Regions from separate parts of the Homo sapiens genome. Here regions 1 and 3 are each linked to region 2. A link is a contact called in ENCODE Hi-C or POLR2A ChIA-PET data. All regions are on one chromosome and are shown on one strand. The core of a region is the stretch at or near the end of the contact, and the rest is flanking DNA. Distances in the headings are between cores, read along the strand shown.

Region 1 (3,491 bases), core at 678-3,177, 100 kb after region 2:
GGGGGCCAGTGGGGGCACAGATCCCCACTCCCACTGGGGGCTGGGGAGGGGGGAGAGGGGGCAGACTTGGGGGATGAGGGTCTCCTTCTCGGGTGACTGGTCCTCTGTGCTTAACCTGCATTATTCTTGCATTTAACACTCACAACATCCCTACTAGGCAGGGGTCGTTAACGTCCCATTGTATAGATGAGAACACCGAGGCTCAGAGAGGTGAGGTCACCAGCTTTAGGTCTCAGCTCTGTCCTGACACTCACGTCTGCTCTCTAAACTGCTGTGCTTCCTGACACTTGCCCTTCACAATTTAGGTGAATTCCAGGAAGGGTCCACATTTCAGCTGCGGACGGAAGGGAGTTTGGGATAAGGATAGGGGCTTGGAGGCCTTGGGGGGCTGGGGGCTGTGGGGAGGGAGAGCTAGAGTGGCCCCAGCTCTGCCTCCTCAGCCCTGCTAAGGAGGACAGTGTTCTGCCTATTAATCATGTTTCATTTATATTAGCTTGACTCGATCTACTGTATATTTGAAATGGATTTAATTTTAGATCACGCACTATGGAAGGGGGCCAGTTTGGTGTAAGGAGCATTATGAATATTTTCCATAAGCTGGATATACATTATCCAGGGACAGATATATGAGCAGCAGCACAGGGCTCCTGGCTGGGGGAAGGGAGCTGCTCTCTCCTCCCTTCCCCCGACTCCCCTGAATCCCAGGGTCACAGGGCTTTGGAGGGACCCATCTTGACACCCTGCCCCTGTGGGTGTGGTGGGCTGTCAGCCCCATCTTTCCCCTGCCTGTGACCTCATCCCCATTGACCTCAAAGCCGCCGCTTCTCCCAGCTCCTTGCCGACTGGCAGGCCTGAGAGATGTGTGCAAGGTGGGAGGGGCCCAGGACCGCACCAGATCCCAGGGCCAGGGGACACTGGCCTGACCTGCTCTGATTCCCCAGAGCTGTGGGAGGCACAGGGCATAGCCTGAGATACAGACCAGGGGGTGGGACTTGGAGGAGAAAGGCATCAGAACACCCACCTTCAACCCTAAGCTCTGATGGAGGAGGAAGCCAGGTTCTCGCTGGCAAGCTGATGGGTGGCACCTTCCAGCTCAGCCAAGCAGCAGTGGACAGGCTACACCTTCCCGAGAGCCCCCAGGCCTGGGCTGGGATGCCCCTTTCCTGGGGGCTGGCCGTGGGCCTGAGTCCTGAGGTCTTGTCCCTGACAGAGGGCATTAAAGCTAGAAGGCCCCTCTTGAGACAGCCTGTGACTCCAGACTCAAGCTGGGGAAACTGAGGCCCAGAGAGGATAAGGGTCTTGCTTAGGGTCGCAGAGTGAGCAGGGAAGGTGCACATAGGCACTTACTTGCCTAATGTTTTCGTGCTGTAACGTGCTTCCCTTGTTGGTTCTCCTCTGAGCCTCACACTGGCCCTGCCCCCTGAGGAAACTGACACTCATGGTGGTCGAAGGAGAAGCCCGTGGACGCACACTCACACTCACACTGGGGAACAGCAGAACTGAGTGTCAGAGGCCTGCTCCGCAGCTCTGTGTGAGCCACGTGTGGCATCGGACTTTACGGACAGAGGAAACCATAGCTTAGGAAGGTGATGACATTCATATCCACACCTAAACCTTTTCTCTTCCTGCACCTCAAATCTGTGCCCCCATTCCATTTCCTTATCTAGATAAGTGGCTCCACCATCTCCCAAGCTGCACATGACCCAAATCCGGCTTTCATCCCTGCCGCCACCTCTTCTCCCCCGCCACCATCACCACGACTGATCAGTCTTCCCGTAACTGACCCTCTCTGGTCTGCCTGCTTTTCTCCTTCACCCCCATCTCCTTTACCCAGGCTGCCACTGTCTCTCCCAGCCCACCGCATGGGCCTCCTGGAGTGTCCACAGAGTCTCTGCCAACTCCAGTCTGTTCCCTGCACCGTGGCCAGAGGACCTTGTTTAAACACAGCACAGTCACATTGCACACTCCTCCTCTTGGCATTCCTAGGACCAAATCCTGAATCCGGACGCTGGACAAGAAGGCTCGCCAGAGAGTGACTCCTGCCCAGTTCCCCAGAGTCACACCCTCCTCCCGCCTCTCCACCTCCAGGGTCAGCTTCCATGCCTTTCCAGCTCTTTACCTGCCGTGCGCCGTGACCCTCCACTCCAGGACCTCGGCACACACTGGTCTCTCGACCTGGACCTCTGCCCCCTTGCTCTGTACCTGGGGGTTGAAGGGTTTACTCCTCTGCAACCTGCAAGCTCTGTTTTGACTATTCCAGGGAGGCTCTCTGATCACACCTACCCTTCCCCACCCAAGTCTAGCTCAAGACCTACTTCTGCCTTTTGCAAACCCTGCAGCCGTAAGGGGATAGCTGGGGATGAACTCTCCACACCCAGCCGCTTTGGAAAAGCGCTGGGCCTGGAGCGGACAGGTATCAGCTGCTATTCCGTCCTCCCCACTACGGGCACATCCATCAGCTCCTCCGTCGGCGCAGAGTATAATACACCCGTCACCCACCCCAGCCTGGGCTGGCAGCCTTTCAGAAGTGGCATGCAACGTTTCTCTTATTCATTCTTAATTTAAGGTTTTGTGAGTTGTAATAACCCCCCTTCCCCCCAAATCACTGGGGATGGGGACCTCCGTGTCAGCCCCGGGCCAGGAGAGCTGAAGGGTAATTGCATTGCACATATGCTAATGGTTGTCTGGAGAAGACAATGGCAACAGGGGGCCTGGGATGGGGCCTATCTCAGTACCTAGAGTACCTGAGGGTGGGGGAGTGTGGGCTGGGTTTGGGGGACTGGTGTTGCAAGCCAGATGGGGGCATTGAGGGCTTGTGTGCTCCGCAGTCCGTAGTAGAGAAGATGAGAGAGGCTGGGAGTCCCAGTCTAGGGGGCTTTACTGGAGACAGATGCCCTGGAAAGGGCCTGAAAAACCCCTTTCTTCCTCCAACTCCTCCTGTCCCACCCCAGAGTGCAGGCTGCTCCCCTCTTTTCTGGGACCAGAGATGGCTCTCAAAGAGAAGGAGAACTGGGGCACATGGATGTTGCACTGGGCACTCAAATCCTGGTCCTGCCTCCTACAACCTGTGTAGCATCAAACAAGCTACTGAACCTCTCTGAGCCTCAGTTTCCTCATCTTTAAAAGTTTTTGTTTTTTTTTTGACAAGGTCTTGCTCTGTTGCCCGGGCTGGAGTGCAGTGGCGTGATCTCCACTCACTGCAACCTCCCCGTCCTGGGCTCAAGCAATCGTCCCACCTCAGCCTCCAAGTAGCTAAGAGCACAGAGGAGCACCATCATGTCTTTTTTTTTTTTTTTGAAATTTTTGTAGAGACAGGGTTTCACCATGTTGCCCATGCTAGTCTCGAACTCCTGGACTCAAGCGATTCACCCACCTCAGTCTCTCAAAGTGCTGGGATCACAGGCATGAGCCACTGTGCCTGGCCAAAAGTCTTTTTTCTTTTTTTTTTTTTTTTTTGAGACAAAGTCTTGCTCTGTCACCCAGGCTGGAGT
Region 2 (3,178 bases), core at 245-2,744:
TGTTGCCTAGGCTGGCGTACAGCGGTGTGATCTCGGCTCACTGTAACCTCTGCCTCCTGGGTTCAAGCGATTCTCATGGGATCACAGGCATGCGCCACCACCAGTTTAATTAAAGCCAGTTGATTTTTAAAATATTTTTTGCGTTTTTAGTAGAGATGGGGTTTCACCATGTTGGCCAGGCTAGTCTCGAACTCCTGACCTCAACCGATCCACCTGCCTTGGCCTCCCAAAATGCTAGGATTACAGGCGTGAGCTGCCGCGCCTGGCCCCAACAAGCATTTATTGAGCATCTATTGTATGCCCAGCCCTGTGCTGCTGCTGAGGGAACAGATACGACCAAGGCATGACTTGCCCCAGGAAGAGCTTATCGCTTTCTTCTCATCTGATCTGAGCTTCAAAAATGAGTGTGCTGTGGTGGGAAGGGCCCCTGCACCAGCCCAGCTCAGAAGACCTGGGCTCATCTCCGCTCTGAGCCCGGCTCACTGCCATGTTGGACTCTCTAAAGTTCCTTTGCTTCTTAACCTGAAGGAGCAGGGGCTGAGCGGGAGGGGCTTCCTCTGCCCACCTACCTTTATTAAGGGCTCAGAGTGGCCACGCCAAAGCCAGTGTTGGTGCACCTAAGAATTGCGGGGCCGGCCCCGCCCCGGGATCCCCAAGCAGGGCTGCCAGGGCACCTGTTTGACATCCCGGGGCTGGTTACTGCTCCCTTTGCACTGAGCCTGTGATTCTGGAAGCCGCCGCTAGGGGGACGGTGTTGCTGTCCTCACACGACAGTGGGCCTGGGCCGAATTGCTGAGAAAAGCAGAAACGACTCCTCACTCGGGCGCCGCTTGGTCTCCATCGTCCTGCCCTTGAAGCCCAGATGCCCCAATGCCCCAGTCCCTGGCATCCTTCACTGACCGAGGTGTGGGAGCAGGTGGGTGGGGGGGGCTCTGCATCCGTAAACAGAGTCGCACAGAGGTAGGCAGCACACAAGGAGCAGAGGCAGGTCTCTGCTGCCCCCGCCTCCCCTCCAGCCCCTTCCCCCATCTGAGAACCTCATCGAATTGACTGATTCATTCCTGGTGACTTCTGCAGCCGCCACTTCCGTGGCTGCACCTTGAACTTGCATTAAGTTTTAATTAAAGCCGTTTCACCGGCCTTGCCCTTGGCTAAATGCAGCTGTGGGCACAGGGCACATAGATATTTAATACTCTGCCTCTCCCCGCTGATGGCGCAGGGTGCCCAAGGGTGTACCCGAGCCGTGCCCTGCTCGCAGCGATCTGCGAGCTCGCTTAAGTGTGCCCACAGGCCCCGAGCGGGAGGCCGCGCAATAACTATTCATTGCCCTGGGTTAAGTGTGCCCAGGGGCACCCGTAAACTCAATGCAGTGATTAGCGATTGCTCCCAGTGAAGGCTGCCCGAGCTCCTGCGGAATGTCCACGGGCCCTAAATATAGCCTCCTCCTGGCGACTTAAAGGGCACGGTGCGTTTTGGCTGCGTACTTGTCACGTCTTCCCTTCCTTTCTTTTTTTTTCTTGGAGACAGAGTCTCACTCTGGCCAGAGTCGCCCAGGCTGGAGTGAGTGGGACAATCTCAGTTCACTGCAACTTCCGCCTCCCAGGTTGAAGCGAACCTCGTGCCTCAGCCTCCTGAGTAGCTGGGACTACAGGCGCCTGCCACCACTCCTGGCTAATTTTTTTATTTTTTATTTTTTGTATTTTCGGTAAAGATGGGGTTTCACCATGTTGCCCAGGCTGGTCTGGAACTCCTGAGCTCAGGTGATCCACCCGCCTCAGCCTCCCAAAGTGCTGAGATTCCAGGCATGAGCCACTGCACCTGGCCTTCCCTTCCTTCTTTTAGCAGAATTGCTTCCCTCCTTCTTACAGCCTGGCCTCTGGGGGCCTCTCTGTCTTCTTCCTGGTTCAGCAGGGGAGATGGGCTGGGGCACCATGGTGCAGCTTTGGTGGTGTTGTTGAGGAATTGCCGCATCCTCCTCATTCTGCCAGACCTTGTGGACATCTCCTCCATTTCTTCCACTTTGCTCCCCAAGGGAAGGCAGCACCCCCTAAAAGCAAGGCCATCACAGGGCTGACCCGAGGGGCTCCCTGTGGGCAGCCCGAGCCTGCTGCCAACATGGGCTCTCTGGGGCCAAGGAACAGCCGAGCTGGGCAACTGGGGAGGCTGCATGGTGGTGGCGGGCCTTTTCCTGGCCCCACCCACTCCTTTCTGCTTCTGGAAGCCCTTCTTTGCCCCTGGGGAGAAGAGGTGGGTAGCCTTGAGTTGGGGAGCTGTCAAGATGAGTCAGTCCACTCTGGCTCCAGTCTCCTCATTCTGTATTGGGTAGGAGAGGGGGTCTGATGGTCTCCGAGGGACCCTCTGCTGGTCTGTGACTCTGTCCGGTGCCACAACCTCCCTGGCCAAGTCTGACGCAAAGGCAAAGGGGCATTTGGAGAAAGTAGAGAGACTTGAGAGAGCACCTGGGTGGGGTGGCACTGGCTGCAGAGGGGTTTTGGGGAAGGTGCCTTGCCCACGCCATCACCTTGGGCCCTGGTCTGTGAAACGGGAGAATGGTGCCACCCTACGGGATGGCTGTGAGACTCAGGCGCGGTACGAGAAACCACTGTCTCGGTTTGCCTGGGCCTGTCTCAGTTTTAGCACTGAAAATCCCACATCAGGGGAACCTCCCCACTGCTGGGGAACCGGGATGGTTGGTGCCCCTAAGAATGGTGCCATTGGGGGGCACATGTGTACTCTCTGGGACCGTAGAAGCCCTCACTCTCTACTTCTGCTAGTTGGATCCAAAGTGGAAAGAAAAAGGGCGAGAAAGAAATTGGGACTTAGGGAGAAAAACAGACAAGAGGCCTAGGAAACAGCCCCAATGGAAGTGGGCCGTGAGCAGGGTTGGTCCCATGCACACCCGCTCTTGGCCTCACCAGCTGCGCCCAGGACCCCAGCTGCCCCCTTGGCCGGGCCTAGGATGGCAGCTGAGGCAGTGACATTTCCCTGCGTCTGTTGACACTCGAGTCCCAGAACATAAATGATTTTCTTGTCTTAATGAGCAAACAACCCTGCGGCACAGCTCTCTCACCGGCCTCCTGCTGGGGTAATTGCCGGTGCTGATGGGCACAGGCAGGGATGTTTGCTCACCTTTGCTCACCGCTTGCAGGAGACATTGCTTCCTCTTTGTCTCTGCAGG
Region 3 (3,397 bases), core at 47-2,546, 100 kb before region 2:
CTAATTTTTGTATTTTTAGTACAGACGGGGTTTCACCATGTTGGCCAGGATCGTCTTGATCTCTTGACCTCGTGATCCGCCCGCCTCCGCCTCCGCCTCCCACAGTGCTGGGATTACCGGGGTGAACCATCACGCCCAGGCACCTAGCAATTCTTTAGCGGTCTTGGTTTACCTCCCCTTTAGAAGGAGCTTAAAAGCAAGCAAGGCACATTGTTGCCTAGGCTTGAGGCTTGCTCTCACCCATAAACAACGCTGTTACTCTGCTCTGGGGACGACACAGGAAACGTTCCCCACCTCCAGGTGGAGGCTGCAAAACGTGTCAAAACCATCCCTGACATAATGTCAAGAGTAGCTTATACTAGTTTCATCTTCCTTCCTTGGCATTCGAACTGCGTGTGGAACAATTAGCATTTAATATTTGGTAATTAGCATGCTTAATGTGATTCTGAGAAGTTCTTTGACATTCTCATAAAAACAGCACATTCCCACCCACCCTTCAAAGAGCAAGACCCAGTTTGTCAAGAAAAATTGCGTGCCAGTCTTTTCTGGTGCTGAATATGTATGTTCTGGGCCTCTTCCTGGACACTGCTGGTAAATTTAGAAACTCGTTTAGAAAAGCACTTCTCTCGTATTCAACAGCCTATAGGCTCATGGCGCAGAATCTAAGGGAAAATGGCTAAATCCAGCTTGTGAATTCGCGGGCTGTGATGATTCTTTCCAAGTAAATAAAAACCCTCGGTTCGCCCCGACGAGCCACATAATCTGTTCAAATCCAACAAGGAACCAGATTTTGGACGCAAAGAAGGATACGTTCTACTCGCCCCGTGCAACAACGTAAACCACTGTAGCCACCCGCTCCCGTGTCTCCAGCCCAAAGGCTGACTCTCCAGTCCGCACGTCGCAGCGCTCTTGCCCTCCACACCAAGCCCGAGTCCCGCAGCCCCTCGAGGCCCTCGGTGCCTCCCAACCCCGAGAAGGAAGCGGGGGCCGGTGGTGCACCGCCCCGGCTGCTTGGGGCGGAGGAAGGACCCGGACCCCTTCCGCCGGCCCAGCCCGCCCCGGAACCCGACCCGGCCGCCCGGCCCCGGCCGGGCCCCACGTGGCCCCTGGAGCGGGCCGCACTACCCTGCTGCCGCCGACGGACGGCGCGCCACAGCCACTCTGCGCCGCTCTGCGAGCCGGTGGCCAATGAGCGCCAGGCGAGGCCGCTTTGCCATTGGCGAGCGCGGGCTCCGCCCCCGCCGGCAGGCCCCGCCCCGCGCCCGGGTTAGGTTGCGGCGCGGGCGGCGGGCGGAGCTGGTCCCGTTGTGCTGCGGCGCCGCGCGGCCTGCAGTCCCGGGCCCGCGCCCCGCGCCGCCCGCCCGCCCGCCATGGAGCCCGGCCCCGACGGCCCCGCCGCCTCCGGCCCCGCCGCCATCCGCGAGGGCTGGTTCCGCGAGACCTGCAGCCTGTGGCCCGGCCAGGCCCTGTCACTGCAGGTGGAGCAGCTGCTCCACCACCGGCGCTCGCGCTACCAGGACATCCTCGTCTTCCGCAGGTACCGCCGCTGCCCGCAGGCGCCTGCCCCCTAGGCTCAGCCCGGGCCGCCTGCTGCCCGCCTCACGGGCCTCTCCACGCCGGGACCCAAGCGGGCTGGACCTCGTCCTGCCCTGGCCCCCTCGCCACCCCTCACACCGCCTCCCTGGGCTGGGGCTGGGACTGCGGGCTGGCCTCTTGGGTGGGGGAGTCGGAGTCTGCGCCCCGCTCCACGTGTCAGCCCTCAGGACACGTCAGAGCCCGAGGAGACCCCGGGTCCCACCCCGGCCTCCACCCGGCGGCCCGCCTGCCGTTCCTCGCCACGTGTCACCATCGCTCCTCATCCCTGGGACCCCTAGGCGGGATGGGGAGACCCTCCTCACCCAGGGCGGCTTGGGGTACGTTTTCCCCACCCCAGAGAACCCAGGTCCCCGACTGTCACTCCGCCCGCAGTAAGACCTATGGCAACGTGCTGGTGTTGGACGGTGTCATCCAGTGCACGGAGAGAGACGAGTTCTCCTACCAGGAGATGATCGCCAACCTGCCTCTCTGCAGCCACCCCAACCCGCGAAAGGTACCCCAGTGTCCCCTGGAACAGTGCCGGACGAGGGGCGGCCCCAGGTGTGCTCCGGGCTCTTCCCAGATGCTGCCTGCATGGTTGTCAGAGAAAGTGCTAGCGAGGCCAGGGGCGTCCCGCGGAGGGGTGGGGGCCGACACTGACGCGGCCTCGGAATCCTAGGGCAGCCCTGGAAGGAACTTCCAGGAAAGGGGACACCGGCACGAAAGCGTTTCCGAGGGTAGAAAAAGATGAGGCCCGTGGGTCCGAGGGGTCAGGGGGTCTGCTTCAGGGGCCTGGGGGCTCCCAGTCCTGCCAGGGCCCCTGCCTTGACTGCCCCCTCCTCCCAGGTGCTGATCATCGGGGGCGGAGATGGAGGTGTCCTGCGGGAGGTGGTGAAGCACCCCTCCGTGGAGTCCGTGGTCCAGTGTGAGATCGACGAGGTGAGTGCCGGCGTAGAGCCAGGTTTGAGTCCTGGTTCTCCCAGCGGCCAGCTGTGCCCTGAAATGGCTGCACACCCCCGAGCAAGGCAGGTAGGGCCTGTTTCTCCATCTGGAAAACACCTGGTCGGGGAGGGTTCAGTAGGAAAACCAGATGGCAGAGGGCCTGGCAGGTGGTGAGGGCACCTGCGTGGCGAGCTCTTACTAAAACTGAGCTGATTTTTTTTTTTTTTTTTTTTTTGAGACAGAGTTTCGCTCTTGTTGCCCAGGCTGGAGTGTGATGGTGCGATCTCGGCTCACTGCAACCTCCACCTCCTGGGCTCAAGTAGTTCTTCTGCCTCAGCCTCCGGAGTAGCTGGGATTACAGACATGCGCTACCATGCCCGGCTAATTTTGTATTTTTAGTAGAGACAGGGTTTCTCCATGTTGGTCAGGCTGGTCTCGGACCTGGCGACCACAGGTGATCCGCCAGCCTCGTCCTCCCAAAGTACTGGGATTACAGGCGTGAGCCACCACGCCCAGCCGACTAAGCTGATTTTTAATCTGAGCCCCAGGCAGGGCCCCAAGACAGCTCAACTATTTGTACGTTACCCCTTACACTCAGTAGCTGCTCACTAAAATCATGCTACGTGCCAGGTGTTGCCCGGGTATGGGGACAGTGGTAGACGACAGATCAGTCCCTGCCCTCTAGGAGCTGATGTCCTAGTTAAAGGAGACATCAGATGGCCAGACGTGGTGGCTCACACCTGTAATCCCAGCACTTTGGGACGCCAAGGCGGGCAGATCACCTGAGGTCAGGAGTTCAAGAGCAGCCTGGCCAACCTGGTGAAACCCCATTTCTACTAAAAATACAAAAATTAGCCGGGCATGGTAGTGCATGTCTGTA

The links. A loop is a pair of places that touch in the nucleus more often than their neighbours do. ChIA-PET counts read pairs that join two places held with the same protein, here RNA polymerase II (POLR2A). Pooled maps may share reads with other maps.
Region 1: a map of HepG2 shows a loop between it and region 2 (2.7-fold over the local background). The contact joins two enhancer-like sites. A Hi-C loop is called at or near these places in 1 of 168 maps with a recorded cell type or tissue (HepG2) and 5 of 50 pooled maps. POLR2A ChIA-PET finds 5 or more read pairs at or near these places in 1 of 52 experiments (A673).
Region 3: a pooled map shows a loop between it and region 2 (2.7-fold over the local background). The contact joins the promoter of SRM here to the enhancer-like site in region 2. A Hi-C loop is called at or near these places in 3 of 37 single-sample maps with no recorded cell type and 4 of 50 pooled maps. POLR2A ChIA-PET finds 5 or more read pairs at or near these places in 4 of 52 experiments (GM10248, PC-3, T-cell and 1 more).

What each region holds. Positions count from the first base shown.
Region 1 is chr1:10,859,370-10,862,860 of GRCh38, reverse strand. No RefSeq gene overlaps it. Among named protein-coding and RNA genes, the nearest start is that of CASZ1, 64 kb to the right of the region's middle. RefSeq lists enhancers at 930-1,431, 1,811-2,311. Within about 2 kb of position 1,927, at least 5 of the 41 ENCODE cell types and tissues checked have a DNase peak (open chromatin) inside an H3K27ac peak, as active enhancers do.
Region 2 is chr1:10,958,752-10,961,929 of GRCh38, reverse strand. It overlaps CIROZ (ciliated left-right organizer protein containing ZP-N domains), which reads left to right. Exons shown (of 13, transcript NM_001170754.2): 6 at 3,178. Among named protein-coding and RNA genes, the nearest start is that of CIROZ, 22 kb to the left of the region's middle. RefSeq lists a silencer at 564-858 and enhancers at 1,161-1,930, 2,700-3,178. Within about 2 kb of position 1,494, at least 2 of the 41 ENCODE cell types and tissues checked have a DNase peak (open chromatin) inside an H3K27ac peak, as active enhancers do.
Region 3 is chr1:11,057,917-11,061,313 of GRCh38, reverse strand. SRM (spermidine synthase) reads left to right here and starts at 1,296. Exons shown (of 8, transcript NM_003132.3): 1 at 1,296-1,537; 2 at 1,969-2,089; 3 at 2,422-2,514. The coding sequence starts at 1,371. RefSeq lists silencers at 847-1,376, 1,587-1,776.